2 separate regions of the Homo sapiens genome follow, and region 1 is linked to region 2. A link is a loop called in an ENCODE intact Hi-C map of the cell type or tissue named here. Cell type or tissue: mammary epithelial cell. All regions are shown on one strand.

Region 1 (8,000 bases), 73 kb after region 2:
GCAGGCTAATTCTGTGCTTCTTACCTTCTCTGGGATGGATGACTAACTTCTACAGATCATTTAAAATCATCATAAACTTTACCTTCCGGAGCCAGCTTCGTGGTGGTTTCTTGCTCTGTTTCTGATTTCGATTTTAAAGATTTTACTGTTAAAAGGCAGAAGAGGGTGGCTATTAATGATTTAAACCTTACATTTTCCAGTGGGTTCATACTGGGTATGTGGGGTCCCAGGTTCTTTCTTGGCACCCAAGGCTGGTCAACAGTTGGGGGGAACTGAGGCTGGCGGCACAGCTGGCATATATAGATGCCCCACTGCACCCCACCCTCTTTGGCTTTGGTAAATCACTCTAGGATTGCAATAAATTAGTCGTCAGAAAATGTAACCCTGTTGTGGCCTTCTCCTCTGGTTACCATGAGGCTAGTTTTGGTCCTCAGAATAGCTGGAAGGGCTGAGGCAGGGTAAGAGGAAGACTTTAGAGGTATCCCTCCTGCTGTAGGAACCATAGAACCAAGTGGCTCCAAGGCCATGTAGACACACAATGCGGTGTGCCTGTCACTGTACAAAGTAGTGTGTCTGCTCTGTGGCCATGGGGTGTGTGATGGGGACTGGATGGGAAACATGGGGATTGCCTAGGATAGATCTGCTAAGATTTGCAATGGGAAGCTACTGTATATATATATTTAGGACTTTTGTAAGTTCTTGATTACCCTTGTTTTCTGTCTTCTGGAACTTTATGATCCCTGTTCCTTTTTGCCTCTTTCCCTAGTGTTTGTCTTCCTACTCCTGAATGCTAAATACATGTGTGTACATGTGTGTGTACACACACTCAAAGACAGACACACACATACACATCCTACATTCCATTCTTGTTTTTGAGACAGAGTCTCACTCTGTTGCCCAGGTTGGAGTGTAGTGGTGAGATCTCCGCTTACTGCAACCTCCGCCTCCCAGGTTCAAGTCATTCTCCTGCCTCAGCCTCCTGAGTAGCTGGGACTACAGGCGTGTGCCACCACACCTGGCTACTTTTTGTATTTTTAGTAGAGGCAGAGTTTTGCCGTGTTGGCCAGTCTGGTCTCGAACTCCTGACCTCAGGTGATCTGCCTGCCTCAGCCTCCCAAAGTGCTGGGATTACAGGCATGAGCCACTGCGCCTGGCCCATTCCATTCTTAATAGCAGGGACTAATAGGCCCATGATGAAAAAGCCAAGTAAACTGCTCCATTAGCTTATGGGAGTGTCCTAAATTCAAGACGGACAGGGTACAAAAACAAAAACTTGTGTTGTGGCCTGTGGCGTTAAGAGGACTTTGAACACTTGCCATATCAGTGCCTATTAGTTCTTCAGCAAGAGGCCGGCACTTCTACAGACAAGGAGCTCTCCAATTTCAAGAAAACTCACTGTGCCATGGCACAGTTCTGACTGTTAGGAATAATTTCTTTTCTTAAAATATTTCTCTAGGATTGCATTAGTGTCCTATTCTAGCCCTTCAGTCTGGAGTGTAAGACTCAGGTCTTGGTTTTGTGTGGCAGATTGTCAAATATTTAAAGTCAGTTTTTACATCTCAGTCGTGTGTCTTTCAGACTTAACATCCTCCTTTGCTTCAGCAGTTCTTTGTGTGACGTAGTCTCCAGGTTACTGTCCAGGACACCAGCCCTTCTGTTGAGCCCCCACCAAGCTCCTTCTAGTTCTTAGAGAGTGTGGTGTCCCCCAAACTGAACGCGCCATTCCAGGGATGGCACTCCAATGCAGGGCACAGCAGGATGAAATCCTCTCTACATAACCTTTCAGTTGTATCTGGTTGTGTTAACTTTTCTGGCAGTGACATCAATTATACTGTTGAATTATTGAGCTTGTGGTTGAAGAAAGCATCTAACAACAAACAGGGCTTCCTTACTCTGCACTTCTCCAGCCTGCTGTTTTTGGGGGCCTGATAGCAGGATCTGATATCAATGACCAATATCTTTCATCTAGCTAATTCTGGTCTGATGTTTCTGCCTGCCAAAATCTTTTAGAATCTGACTATGTTATCCTCAGCATTCAACAGCTTCAGGGCATCTACAAATATAAATATTCCTTCTAAATCTGCATCCAAGCCTATTATAAAAAATGTTGTACTGGACAGAGCTCCACGGCTCTCTGCTGGAAACTGGGTTGACTCTGATCTATGAAACAGCATCTTGAGGTGCTGTTCAGTCAGTTATTAGTGATGACATCATCTTACAGTAGCACCCACCTAATATATCTCTATCTTGTCCAGGAACATCAGGAAACCTTTGGAAATGAAATGCCTTGTGGAATTTCGCCCTATGGGGTTTCCACAGTTCCCTAATCTGATAACCTTGTCAAAAAGTGACCTAAAAGCCAGTATTATGTAATTGGCTTCTATTGATCTTAGGCTGGTTTCTTGTGGTCATTTTGCTCTCAGTATTTATCCCAGATTGGTCACAGACTCATTTCACCAACTTCCCACAATTCCTCAAAAACCAGAAGCATGATTAAGCTATTCTCTCAGTACGTACAAATTCTGGAGTATATTTTATCCAGATGAGGAGACAGCAGTTACCATTCTCTTTTGATTTCTTTTCACCAATCTTTAGTTCCTGCTATTTCTCAACTAATTTTGTTGCACTCTTTTCAGTTTGAGGATAATTTTCTTTTACAGTAAGTCAAAATTAAATAGCAATTAAACAACTTGATTTTTCCCTGAATCATTAATCAGCACTACACTAAACAGTACTAGCCTGTCTGTCTTGACTTTTTTTGGCTCAATTCTATTTTAAATGGGCCTCTGTCTTTTGTTGCTGCCTGTATGATCACTATTATTATTATTATGTTTTGGTAAGAATGTTTATCCTGGGATTGATTCAGTTTTCCTGACACTATTCTTAAAGTTCACAGCCATTTTCCTACATTTATTGTTGAGAGCATCCTCATCTTTTTAACCTCTGCATGTGATATTTCAAAATCTGAGTCCACTGAAGGAAGCACACCAGTTTGCACTTTTGAGAGCTTTCAATCCTCTTCCCCATCTGATATGGTTTGGCTGTGTCCCTACCCAAATCTCATCTTGAATTGTAGCTCTTGTAATTCCCATATGTTGTGGGAGGGACCTGCTGGGAGATAACTGAATCATGGGGGCGGTTTCCCCCATACTGTTCTTGTAGTGATGAATAAGTCTCATGGACCTGATGGTTTTATAAGGGGAAACTTCTTTCGTTTGGTTCTCAGTTCTCTCTCTTGCCTGCTGCCATGTAAGATGTGCCTTTCCCTTCTGCCATGATTGTGAGGCCTCCCCAGCCACGTGGAACTGTGAGTCCATTAAACATCTTTTTCTTTATAAATTACCCAGTCTCAGGTATGTCTTTATCAGCAGCATGAAAACAGACTAATACACCATCTGACCTCTCCTTACACCTCTGCGTATTCTCACCCACATTTCTATACACACAATGTCTCTATGTGTACGTAGTTCTATCTACAGAGCTCCTTTCCTACGAAGACTGGTTTTTTGTAGTAGGATATACCCTTTTATCACCATGATCTGACCTTGAATCAGATGAGCATTCAACAACAATTTCACAAGTATTTAATAAATATTCATTTGTGGTTACTATGTGCCAGGCACTAAGTATGGAGAATTTCTGTGAGCATGGATGTAATGCTCTGCATTAGAATTTCTGGCTGACTTGGTTTATGATCCTGCTCTGTGCCTGGATAGACACATGAGGCCATAACTAGTGTTTCCAGTGCTCCAGAGCGTCTTCTCATATGGATCACAAGGCATTTCCTGTGCCTGTTGCAGCCTTTCCACGTCAGACCTGCCACCCTCTGGAGTCATAGGTCCCAAGTATTTACCTGGGTATTTTTTCCTCCATATTTGGCCAAAGTCCTATTTGTCGAGAAAGGCTGAGCCATGTGGAACACGATTTTTGACTCATTGTGGTTGAACAATTCCATAATAAAATCATGCTTTGGAAGCGGGTGCCTTGAAACCAATTCATCTTAAACTAGAAGTTCTCCATTTCCTCATTGTTCGTGTCCCCAAGCATCCTCTGGGGATCTGGTTAAGAATGCAGATTCCAGGATGTTTCAGGCAGGGGTTCTGATAAGCGTTGAAAAGCTACATTTTCACGACTGCTTGGTGACAGGGACACCCAGTTCTGGGCCTCCTGGAGCAGCAGTGCCCATGCCTGGCTTCGTCTTTGCTGACTCCTGCGGGCCTCAGCTCCACGTGCCCAGTTCTTTGGGTTGTGTTTGCTGTGGTCACCTGTGTTTCTCCAAGTGACCAGGCGGCTTCTTCCCTGGGCTGAAAGCTCTGCTTGTCTGCATCTGCCATGCTTGGGAATCCTTAGTAATGTGTACCCCACCTGCAGGAAGACCGCTTTCCCCTCCTGCACGGATGGTTTTCCTGCGTCCCTTTCCTCCACCTCCTCCTGACTGGGTTTTGCACTTCCCTACCTTCCTGGAGTTTTGTGCTTCCTGGTTCATCTTTGTCGCCATCTTCAGGCATGTGGCCAGCCTGTGTTTTACACCAAGCAAGGGAACATGGACACTGCTCAGTGCTCCTTGGTTCATTTGGGACTTTCATCAGAGTATGCTTGTTTGGAGTGAAAACTGGAGCATTTCAAAGTCAGTTCGCAGTATGGCTTGGTAGAGAGCGTGGCTAGGTAGCTGGTTGCCTTTTCCCTCTCTCAGCAGGGCTCACAGGACCTAGGCTTCCCTGACCCTAGAAGGCTGCCATTGGGGATGGAATATTCCTTTCCATGGCTTTCTTGATAGCTGACTGGCTGTCTAGCCCATAAACATACTTATGGCATTTAATGGTGACCCAGGACCCAGGAGCTGCTAAATCTATTCATTCTTTGTCCCTCTTTGTCACACTTGCGCCGTTCTGTTGGCCAGACACAATCATATACCTGTTGCCACCAATGCTCTCCAGAAAGATAGATTGGAAACTACAGACAGAAGGGGAGAGAAAAACCTCCATGAATTTTTAGGGAATTGCTTGCCTTTCCTTGTGTTTCAATCTTTGTTCTAATGACCATCCCCCCACCCCAAGTAACTGCAGGAAACTGGGGTGTCATTGAGCCTGGCTTAGAGGCTCCAACACAGTCCATATCTTTGACTCAAGCCACCAATGTCACAATATTTGATCAGTGGACATTTCCTGTGGGTGGTCAGACTTTTACTAAACACTCAGTATATGTTGGCTTTAAGGAACTCCAAGACATAGCTGCAAAATGTGCCCATACAGACCGAATATACATGGTGATTACAACCTCAATGAAATGCAGACATAATTAGCTCTATTAATAATGCTAATGAAGGGCCAATGAAACAATGATTTCAATGGGGCCCCTCTCGGGGCTGGGTCCACAGTGGTGTGAACAGGCTCGAGTCCCCTCTGTTGCATACCCCAGCCTTTTCCCATTACCTTTCTCCTCTCCCACATCCTCTCAAGCTTAGCATTGGCACTTGACTGGCAATTACTCAGGAAATGACTTTCAGAATCCTTCTTATGAATATTTAGATAAATGCTCAGATTTTCTCGGTGGTCATGCTTACTGACTTTGAGATGGCTCCAGTTCTTGGGGCTCCGTGGGAGCACACACGCTGAAAAAGGTCCCCAGTGAACCGATGTAGCCTGTGAAACACTCCTCAGCACATGCTGGCGGTGTGTGCCTGTCCTCTGCCTCTCCATTCTCCCTTATAGGGTTTCTGGCTCCTAATTTCATTTAACCACATTGGAGCTACAAAATTTAGCAGCCACGGATAGGGGCAGGGAAGGGAGGTGACGGGGGAATCTAATTTACTGCTGCCATGACTACAGATGTGAAATAAATCTGTGAATCAGTGATGGATCGATCCCACTAAAGCTGGATTTAAATAATTAATAACGGCAAGAAATGCTATTCGGTCTTCCACCCCCAGGGTCCCAGAGTGAGGATTTGGGGGTTTAATTGGGTAGAGAATGAAGACCCTTAATGCAATTTTGCCGGACTCTCTCCTGTGTGTCTTAGCTGTAGCCACGAAAGTTCACTACATGGATAGTTTTGGTGGGTTCTGAATCAGGGCTGGCTTTGACCCCCACTGAGACTGTCTGAGGTGGGCCCATGTCCCATTTTCCATTTTCCACATGATTATCTGGATATGGCCTGTCACCCCAGGGAGCCAGTGTGTAATCTGGGAAGAAAATGGCCTGTGTCCCTGAGGGAAATTGTGCCTGTGTTCATGTAGAACAAGAATAGGAAGACGAATGAAAAACAGGGGAAGAGACGGAAAGATGGAAGAAGCTATTTGTTTCAGTACTTTGCTGATGCTCTTTCTCTGAGGGGGGTCTGGGATGGGATGAAACAGGAAGCAAGGCTAGGAGAGGAGTTAACATCTTACCCAAAATGAGACCTCAGAGGGCAACAGAAACAGTAGGATATCATTAGCATGAAAGGCAATACTCGAGCCACAATATTTCACATGCACAAAACCATTCCTCCCCTGGCCCACAGAGCCCGGCTGCGCCTCACCGACAGAGCGCAGCTTCCCTCACCGGCAGTTCTGTCGTAGCACCAGTCTGTCTGACTGGCCTGGCTCCTCCTGTACAATGTCAGAAGCAACTCAGAAGACTCTGTGGCAGATTCAGAGACAGGAGAAGGGGTAGCGAAAGTCAACGGGACAGTCAAGAAGGTGGTCACCTGAGAGGGGCCAGCGTCTGGACTCCTGTCAGAGGGGAGAACAGGAAGGTCAACTTCCAGACAGGGGCCAGGTCAGGAACCCCTTCTAAGGCATGTTAGGGGTTGAGGGGGTGCTCTTGATGTCCAGACCCAGATGATGGACATCTCAAGGTTTGAAGAGACTAGCTGTGAATCATGAAAAATAGGCCAGTGTGTCACTCTGGGCAGCAGAGCCACACATTGCCGCTGCTGCTTCACTAAACTGTGAGAGGATCTGTGGCTACCTTCAAAGGCCACTGGGCCAGATGGTCATAACTGACAGACGTTCCAGAACATTCTCCTTCCTCCCTGGCTCAAAACCCTGCTTATTCTAGTGCCTTTCCCTACCTCACAGTTGTTTTGGGCAGAGTGGAAAAGATACTGAATTAGATGCTGCAGCAGTTTAAAATCAAGCAGTGAGGTCTGTCCCTGCAATCGGCTCACCACAAACACCACCACCATCAAAAAGGCTTTCCAAAGGGCCTGAGGGCGGGGCACTGGGTGTGAGGTGCAGGCTCCACTACCTGGTAGCTTAGGATCAAGAGGGATGACCCTGACACATCAACCCACACTATGTTCTTTCTCAGGAGTCTCTGGCTTTTAACTAGGGGCAAGAAACTAATTCAAATGAATGAGAGGGGTCCTTGGGGTGTCTTGGCCCTGGAGTTATTTCATGTCAACTGGCCCAATTGGCAGAGATGGGACAAGGAAAGATGCCTAACATATAAACAGGTGGTGACTATGGTTGGTAGAAAAGGCATAGACTTTGGTGTCAGCTCTTGACACCTGAGCTTAAATGTTGGCTCTTGCAACATAGTAGAGGCACTTGGGGTAAGTTACTTGTTTGCTATTGCTCTTGCAGAGGAAGTAAGTTAGGCCTGTCCCCATCTGCACCAGGGAACTCAGTGTAGGGGCAGCGCATGGGGTAAGGGCTGGAGTCTGGGTAAGGGCTCAGGCAAAGAGGTGAAGGGAGAGAGCAGAAGCCTGTTTTTTCTCACAGGTGGGTGCCCTGGGAAGTCTCCCTTCAGGGTCTGTAGGAGTTTCAGGCAGATCTTGCAGGTGCCTCTGAGGGATCAGTAGGGGAGCTTGGGTCTGTGCCGGCCCAGCAGCCTGGGGCTTAGCAGCTAAGTTCTTAGGATACACCATCAAGAAGGGGTCCCTGAGCAAGTGGCCAGATGTTTGGATCCTAGGGCAGGTGACCGCAGGGATTAAGAACAGGCGGATGCAGGTGAGTTCCTTAGGCCCATGTCAACTCTTGCCCTGCTCCAGGCCCCAAGGCCAGGTGAGGAGACTCT
Region 2 (8,000 bases):
AAACTTAATACAAATTAAATGTTAGTTTAAAGTGAGCTCTTATGGAAGAAATTTAAAAATTATACAAGTTAAATAGGAGTGGTGAGAGAGAGAGAAAAAAAAATTTTACAAGTAGTACTTGTTTTTGGAAAAAAAGCTTACAGAATTGTAAAGTGAAAGTACTGGCCAGGCACGGTGGCTCACACCTGTAATTCCAGCACTTTGGGAGGCCGAGGTGGGCAGATCACCCACGGTCAGGAGTTTGAGACCAGCCTGACTAACATGGCAAAACCCCATCTCTACTAAAAATACAAAAATTAGCTGGGTGTGGTGGCACATGCCTGTAATCCCAGCTACTCGGGAGGCTGAGGCACAAGAATTGCTTGACCCCAATAGGCGGAGGTTGCAGTGAGCTGAGATTGTGCCACTGTACTCCAGCCTGGGCAACAGAGCCAGACTCTGTCTCAGAAAAAAAGAAAAAAAAAAAAAGCCTGGGTGTGGTGGCTCATGCCTGTAATCCCAGCACTTTGGGAGGCTGAGGTGGGTGGATCACTAGGTCAGGAGATCAAGACCATCCTGACCAACATGGTGAAACCCTGTCTCTACTAAAAGTACAGAAAATTAGCCGGGTGTGGTGGCATGAGCCTGTGATCCCAGCTACTCAGGAGGCTGAGGCAGAAGAATCACTTGAACCCAGGAGGTGGAGGTTGCAGTGGGCTGAGATTGCGCCGCTGCACTCCAGCCTAGGTGACAGAGCCTAGGTCCAACCTAAAAAAAAAAAAAAAAAAAAAAAAAAAAAAAGGAAAGAAAGCACTAAGCTTCAACCTTTCTCCCTCATCCCTTTCCCCTCAAATCTGTGCTATACAACCTACAGGCCTTCTTGTAAGAATATGCTGCTATAACCATTTATAAAAAGGAATTAATGTTTGCTCTGTAACTTAATACCAGTGTATCATAGATCTACTTCTATTTTCTTATTATTGAAAACATTCCAAATATACAGAAAAGTTGAAAGAAAGATGAATGATGAACACCCATACCCACAACTTGGATTCAAGACTTAACATTTTATTTTTTATATATATTTTTATATATATATATATATACACACACACACACACACACACATACACATATATATACATATATGTGTATGTGTGTATTTGTATGTGTTGGGGTGTGTGTGTAAATATATATTTTATGAACCATTTTAAATTATTGACGTCATTGACACTTCACCCTTGAGTATTTCAGCATCTCCAAAAAATAACGACATCTTTTACTTAACAATAAACCATTATTGCACTAAAAATTTAATGAGTTTGCTAATGTCCTCTAATGCCTAGTCCATCTTTCAATATCACCTGTTGTCTCAAAGTATTATACCAGCTCCACTTTTCATGGTTCATTTGAAATTTGGTCCCTCGACCCAGAAGTGATTGTACTTCCCTTACAGAGGTGTCTTTGCTCAACCATACTCCCCACCTGCTCTTCCTCACAGTCGCCAGAGTCTGCCTTTTCTGACCTTCCCAGTGGTGGGGGGAAGCCCGCTCTGGTCACCTGGGAATTGGATGTACTAACTAGGCCTGTATGTGATTTGACTCAGAGTGTGGAAGACAGTCTGACAGGTGAACCTAATTTGATTAATCCCCCTGTTTAGAAGTGCTTTGTTTTCTTGTTACTCCCCCACCTCCACAGGCTCCCACCTGCTTCCTTCCTCATGACTACATAGAGATCTGCTTCCTTTTTTTTTTTTTTTGAGACGGAGTCTCACTTTGTTGCCCAGGCTGGAGTGCAGTGGCGAGATCTTGGCTCACTGTAACCTCCGGCTCCCAGGTTCAAGCGATTTTCCTGCCTCAGCCTCTCGAGTAGCTGGGACTACAGGCACACGCCACCACGCCTGACTAATTTTTGTATTTTTAGTAGAGACGAGGTTTCACCACATTGGTCAGGATGGTCTTGAACTCCTGACCTCATGATCCGCCTGCCTCGGCATCCCAAAGTGCTGGGGTTACAGGCGTGAGCCACTGTGCCCAGACGATCTGCCTCCTTTTTAATGGCTGCATTCTATAATGTGATTATGCTTTTCCTATGTTCCATAAAGATTATTGATCACAATTTGGGAAAAGCAACTTGGGTTGAGCATATATATATGAAGCTGGAATGTATGTATGTCCATATTCATGTGTATTCTCAGTTACTGTGTTAAATCTCACCTGTCACTGATTTAGATTTCTTAGGGTATTCTTGATGAAAACTGAGGTGGGAAAAAATTGGTGCCCTCTAGCTACTTATAGCTAATGAGAATAAGCAGTTTATAGTTGCCATGTAAATTATTGTAAGACAAATATCCACATGTGTGAAATGTGTCTTCTTTTCCACTTGGGTTTTAGGTTCAACAGAATCCCTCAATCCTAGACCACAGACCACAATTTCTCCAGCAGATCTTCATGGAATGTGGTATCCTACGGTTCGAAGAACTCTTGTCTGTCTCTCCAAATTATACAGATGCATAGATGTACGTGTATCTTTACTGTGAATTGCTCGTTCTTTCACTTGAAATATTTTTAAATTTACATTTTAAGATCTTGATAAAGTATTTTGTTGGATATTCTTAAAATCATGATTTTTAGATATGGAAGTAACTTGAGGTCAAGCTAATTTAGGAATTTCTAACCTGAACTTTCTATAGAAACTTATAATTCAGTAATGGGCTTTGGGGAGTCTATGGACACCTCAAAATTGTGGGCAAATTTTGCATGACTGTTTTATGTGTGCATTCCTGAAGAGAAGACCCTGACTGCATTTAGAGCAATGATTAAATACAGCAGTCATGTAATGAATTGTCTAGATGCCACTATTTCTTAAGGATATGGTTCAAAAGGAGTATGCATTTACCCTTACACCGCAGAGATATTTTATATTGTAGGACTGCACAGTTGTTTCATTGGGTCAGTAGAATGTACACTACTCTATATTTAATTTAAAATGCATAATTGCTGGGCTTTGTGCTTATAGATTTTGAAATGCTACCAAAAGTGCCTTTTGCCCAGTTCTGGGACTCTTAAGGACAGGCCCAGATCACCTCTACAGACTTAGATGTCTCAGCCTTTTTGCCCAGCTGATGAGATCTCTTCCAGAGAGAGGTTTGGATATTTGGCATCTCTTCCTCCCCAGGGTGTCCATTAGGTTTATTGAATAATGATATTAGGCTGAGATTCAGCAACTTCCTGCAGTGGAGTCAGGATCCCAAGGAAAATACGCAGGAGGCATATTCCACATAGAACCCATTGTCATCACAGACTCTAGGAAATAAAACCTCTTAGGGTGCTTAACAGGGATTTTAGCTTAATAGTAGGTAGGCCTGAGGAGGTCACTATGCCAGTTTTGTCTTATGCCTTAGGCTGGCTTATTCTTTTTTCACCTAGCTTATATTCAAATCTTAACACTTTTAGTCTTACCGATCAAAGGTGGGGAAAGACAATCCAGTGTAAAATACGTTAAGGCTGAGCAAGGGAAGGCGAGGGTCTTGGTCTAAGCTGCTCATCTTAAGCTTTCTTAGGCAGGGTTAGTGACCCAGCAGGTGGCAGCTCTAATCTCTCCTTCCTATAGTAATAGCCTTGTGGGAAACCACAGAACAGGGAGAAGCAATGTAAAAAGAGAATAACATCAAGTTGGAGACCAGGGCCCAGGACAGTGGCCTAATAATGAATAGGCTCATATTTATGTAGAATGGAGGCTGGGAGTGAAGCAAGGGGACTGACAGGAGTCCTGGTCCAACCACCATGCCACACCTCTGGGAAGATAGTAATGGCAGAATTAAATTAAGAATCATACTGCCTATACCATTTGGTAACCTGTTTTTTTTTTTTTTAAACTCCATTATGAATTTCACCGCCTCCTTCAGCATTCTTTGATTTCATAAACAGTATTCTATAATTTAGATTTAGTCCTATTTTATTTGTCAGTCCCCTGTCTTTGAACATTTATGTTATTTCCAGTTTATGGCTGTTCTAAATAATACTGTAATGAAGAGCCATGTACATGATTTCCTAAAATACAATTCTGTTGTATTTTTAGAAGTGGATTTACTGAGGGTTTGTTTTAAAGTTGGTTTTAGAGATTTAAAAAAGAGCCCCACATGAGATCTTGTTGGAGCGAAGGCTCCGTGAGGTCAGAACCATGCCTGCCTATATTTCTAGCATCTAGCACAGTGCCTAGTATGCTAATCAATATTTATTGAATGGTCACATGAATGTTTCCAGGGATGACTGCATATTACATATCTATGTGTTGGTTTAGAAAGGTTGCATGGGAATAGGAAACCAGGAAGAATAATACAAGTAGTAAATTAATCCAACCATGAGGGCAAGCAGGCATTGTTATTTGCACTTACAGCCTAGGATATTCCTTTTTTTTTGTTTTGTCAAATGCCACAGGCTGATTATTCTCTTTTATTCCACCAGAGGGCAGTGTTCCAAGGATTATCACAGGAAGCATTGTCTGCCTGCATTCAGTCCTTACTTGGAGCGTCAGAGTCTATCAGCAAAAACAAGGTTTGATGAAGTGTTAGGTGAAATCCTGTTTCCTGGTAAAATATTGTGGAATATAGCATTTACTTATAGGCACAGAAGTTTAAAGCTGTTTTGGCAGTAGGATTTGTTTAACATGATTGAATTTTGAGGCTCTTTGAGAGAAACTGTTATTTCATTATAGTGCTAAATAAAGACTGTACTATATAAGAGAGTCCAACTTTGCTAAAGTACCAAAAGTGGTACTTAGGTTACACATTCTATAGAGTAAAGGTTTCTTGTTGTAGTCCTAGCCACTGGGGAAATGATACTATTTCCCTGGAATACCAAGAAAGCATTTTCAAGGAAACATCACAATTTATAATCATCTCTCTCTACGATAATGTTTTAAATAGTTGAATGTTCTTACATGGAGGAAATGAGTCAGTCAATTTTGAGGACAGGTAATTGTGGCTCTGGGTTGTGTGACTAGAAGGAGTCACCATGACTGTATGGCTTACAATTTTGTTTGTTTGTTTTGAGACAGGGTCTTGCTTTGTCTCCCTGGCTGAAGTGCAGTGGTGTGATCATAGCTCACTGCAGCCTCTATCTCCTGAGCTCAATCCATCCTCCTACCTCAGCCTCCCAAGAATCTGGGACTACAGGCATGTACCTTCATGCCCCTGCCAAGTTTTGTATTTTTTGTGGAGACAGGATTTTGTCATGTTGCTCAGGCTGGTCTCAAACTCCTGGGCTCAAGTGATTTGCCCACCTTGGCCTCCCAGAGTGCTGGAATTACAGGTGTGAGCCACTGTGCCTGGCCTTTTTTTTTTTCTGAGAGAGGGTCTTACTCTGTCACCTAAGCTGGAGTGCAGTGGTATGATCTCTGTTCACTGCAGCCTCAACCTCCTGAGGTGAAGCAATTCTCCTGCTTCAGCTTCCTGAGCAACAGGACTACAGGTACCTGGCTAAATTTTTTATTTTTTGTAGAGACAGGATCTCACCATGTTGCACAGGCTGGTCTCAAATTCCTGGGCTCAAATGATCCTCTTGACTCAGCCTTCCAAAGTGCTGGGATTACAGGTGTTAGCCACCGCACTTAGCGGTTTACAGTTTTTAATCCAGAAGGGATCTGGGGCTGAAGGCTGCTGGCATGTGCTTCTCCCACAGACCCTGAGATTTTTTTTTTTTCCCAGGAAGTAGAGCATGTTCAAAAGTGTTGCTTTGCTTAACTCTCCTCTTAAAATACCTGTCACCTATAGGGAAGGAGCTGTGGGAGCTGTTTCTAGCCAAAATTTTCTTCCCACTTGGAGTGTTCAGATCCTGTGAACTTTTTTTGATATATGGATTTATAAACGTGACTTTTAAGGCTTTTATATATATATATATAATATATACATATAAATTATATATATATAATATATACATATAAATTATACATATAATATATACATATAAATTATATATAATATATACATATAAATTATACATATAATATATACATATAAATTATACATATAATATATACATATAAATTATATATAATATATACATATAAATTATACATATAATATATACATATAAATTATACATATAATATATACATATAAATTATATATATAATATATACATATAAATTATATATATAATATATACATATAAATTATATATATAATATATACATATAAATTATATATATAATATATACATATAAATTATATATATAATATATACATATAAATTATATATATAAAAGTGATATATACATTTTATATATATGTATCTCTCCACAGAATAATTTGGGATCTTGTTGCTAGGAAAGCTTTATCTTTGTGACCACTATATTTTTCTCATTCATGAAATGGAGAGGTGAAATGAAATTTTCACATGGGGACTAGAAATAAAGTTATAGACAGGCAGATTTAAGTTTTAACAAGTATTTCCAAGTCTGTGCCCGCACATTTTTGATAATAGGTGAAATTAGAAAACACATGTCTAATGTTAAGGAAATGGTTACATAAATTGTGGCATGTTTTATATAACAATATTACACAGTCATTAAATTTTTAAAAATGAAACAATAAAATTTAACTTAAACATATTAAGACAACAGGTATTTAAGATGCAAATCAGATAATATGGTATGACTATGTAATAAAATGCATTGAAGAAAATATGTAACAGTGAAAGCTTTTAGGTGACTATGGATGATTTTTTCTCTCATTCCCTATACATCTCTTTATTTTCTACAGTGATCCTGTGTTTCTCAGATCTCAGGAGGGAAAAATATGACCTAATTTTAAAAAAAGTTCATAGGCTTATGTCCTCTTGTACCACTGTCCTCTCTCTTTTTTTTTTTTTTTTTTTTTGAGACAGAGTCTCACTCTGTCACCCACGCTGGAGTGCAGTGGCGCTATCTCAGCTCACTGCAACCTCCACCTCCTGGGTTGAAGCCATTCTTGTGCCTTAGCCACCCAAGTAGCTGGGATTACAGGTGTGTGCCACCACGCCCAGCTAATTTTTGCATTTGTAGTAGAGACAGGGTTTCACCGTGTTGGCCAGGCTGGTCTTGAATGCCTGACCTCAAGTGATCCACCCGCCTTGGCCTCCCAAAATGTTGGGATTACAGGAGTGAGCCACTGCACCTGGCCATGTCCTTTCTCTTAAGGGAGGCATGAAAAGCGTTTTGATAGTTCGGTCTTTTGCCCTCCTTATCTGTAGGCCATCCTCTTTTATCTAATTCTGTTTCCTACATATTATAAGAGGTTTAAATATGTATGGAGAAGCTCTCAATTTGATAGACACTAGCTTATTATTTTCATGGTTGAGCTTGTGTACTTTTTTTTTTGTTTGTTTGAGATGGAGTCTCCCTCTGTCGCCCAGGCTGGAGTGCAGTGGCGTGATCTTGGCTCACTGCAAGCTCCGCCTCCCAGGTTCACGCCATTCTCCTGCCTCAGCCTCCCTAATAGCTGGGACTACAGGCGCCCACCACCATGCCCGGCTAATTTTTGTATTTTTAGTAGAGACGGGGTTTCACCATGTTAGCCAGGATGGTTTCTCTGTCTCCTTACCTCGTGATCCGACTGTCTCGGCCTCCCAAAGTGCTGGGATCACAGGCGTGAGCCACCGCGCCTGGCCAAGCTTGTGTACTTTTATCTTAAAAAGTGATCAGTGAAAATGGATTAATGTCTTAAACAGTTTTTTAAGGCAAGAAATTGTTCTTACATACTTAAACTGAGCACCTGTCAACAAATTAACATGATACTATTTGCTGGATTACAATAGCTTTAGTGAAGTAATAAAATCTATATGATACAATTTTTGGCATCAGAGTTGTTAGGTCTTTTAAAAATAGAGCAAGTATTTAAAATGTGTAGCATTTCCCACTTACCTGGTGCTCTGTGTTCCCGTATGCAGAGTGAGTTTCCATGACATAAGTCACTGATTATGTTTATTAAAATCAGTGGAGAGAGTAAGCGAGACTGGGAAGGAATCTTCATTTAATAACTC

What was found. Peaks named below come from ENCODE experiments on the same cell type or tissue, not always from the same donor. Only the 100,000 strongest peaks of a DNase experiment are listed, where the experiment ranks them.
Region 1: it touches region 2 in a loop (15-fold over the local background); 3 of 110 quality-filtered maps call a loop at or near these places.

What each region holds. Positions count from the first base shown.
Region 1 is chr13:45,580,521-45,588,520 of GRCh38, forward strand. It overlaps ERICH6B (glutamate rich 6B), which reads right to left. Exons shown (of 15, transcript NM_182542.3): 5 at 6,543-6,712; 6 at 83-145. Among named protein-coding and RNA genes, the nearest start is that of ERICH6B, 31 kb to the right of the region's middle. In mammary epithelial cell, a CTCF peak has its summit at 4,500 (motif pointing left); no DNase peak of the experiment used is centred here.
Region 2 is chr13:45,507,320-45,515,319 of GRCh38, forward strand. COG3 (component of oligomeric golgi complex 3) reads left to right here. Exons shown (of 23, transcript NM_031431.4): 15 at 2,373-2,497; 16 at 4,446-4,535. Among named protein-coding and RNA genes, the nearest start is that of COG3, 46 kb to the left of the region's middle. In mammary epithelial cell, a CTCF peak has its summit at 4,442 (motif pointing right); DNase peaks (open chromatin) are centred at 4,472 and 4,962; H3K27ac peaks cover 1,623 bases.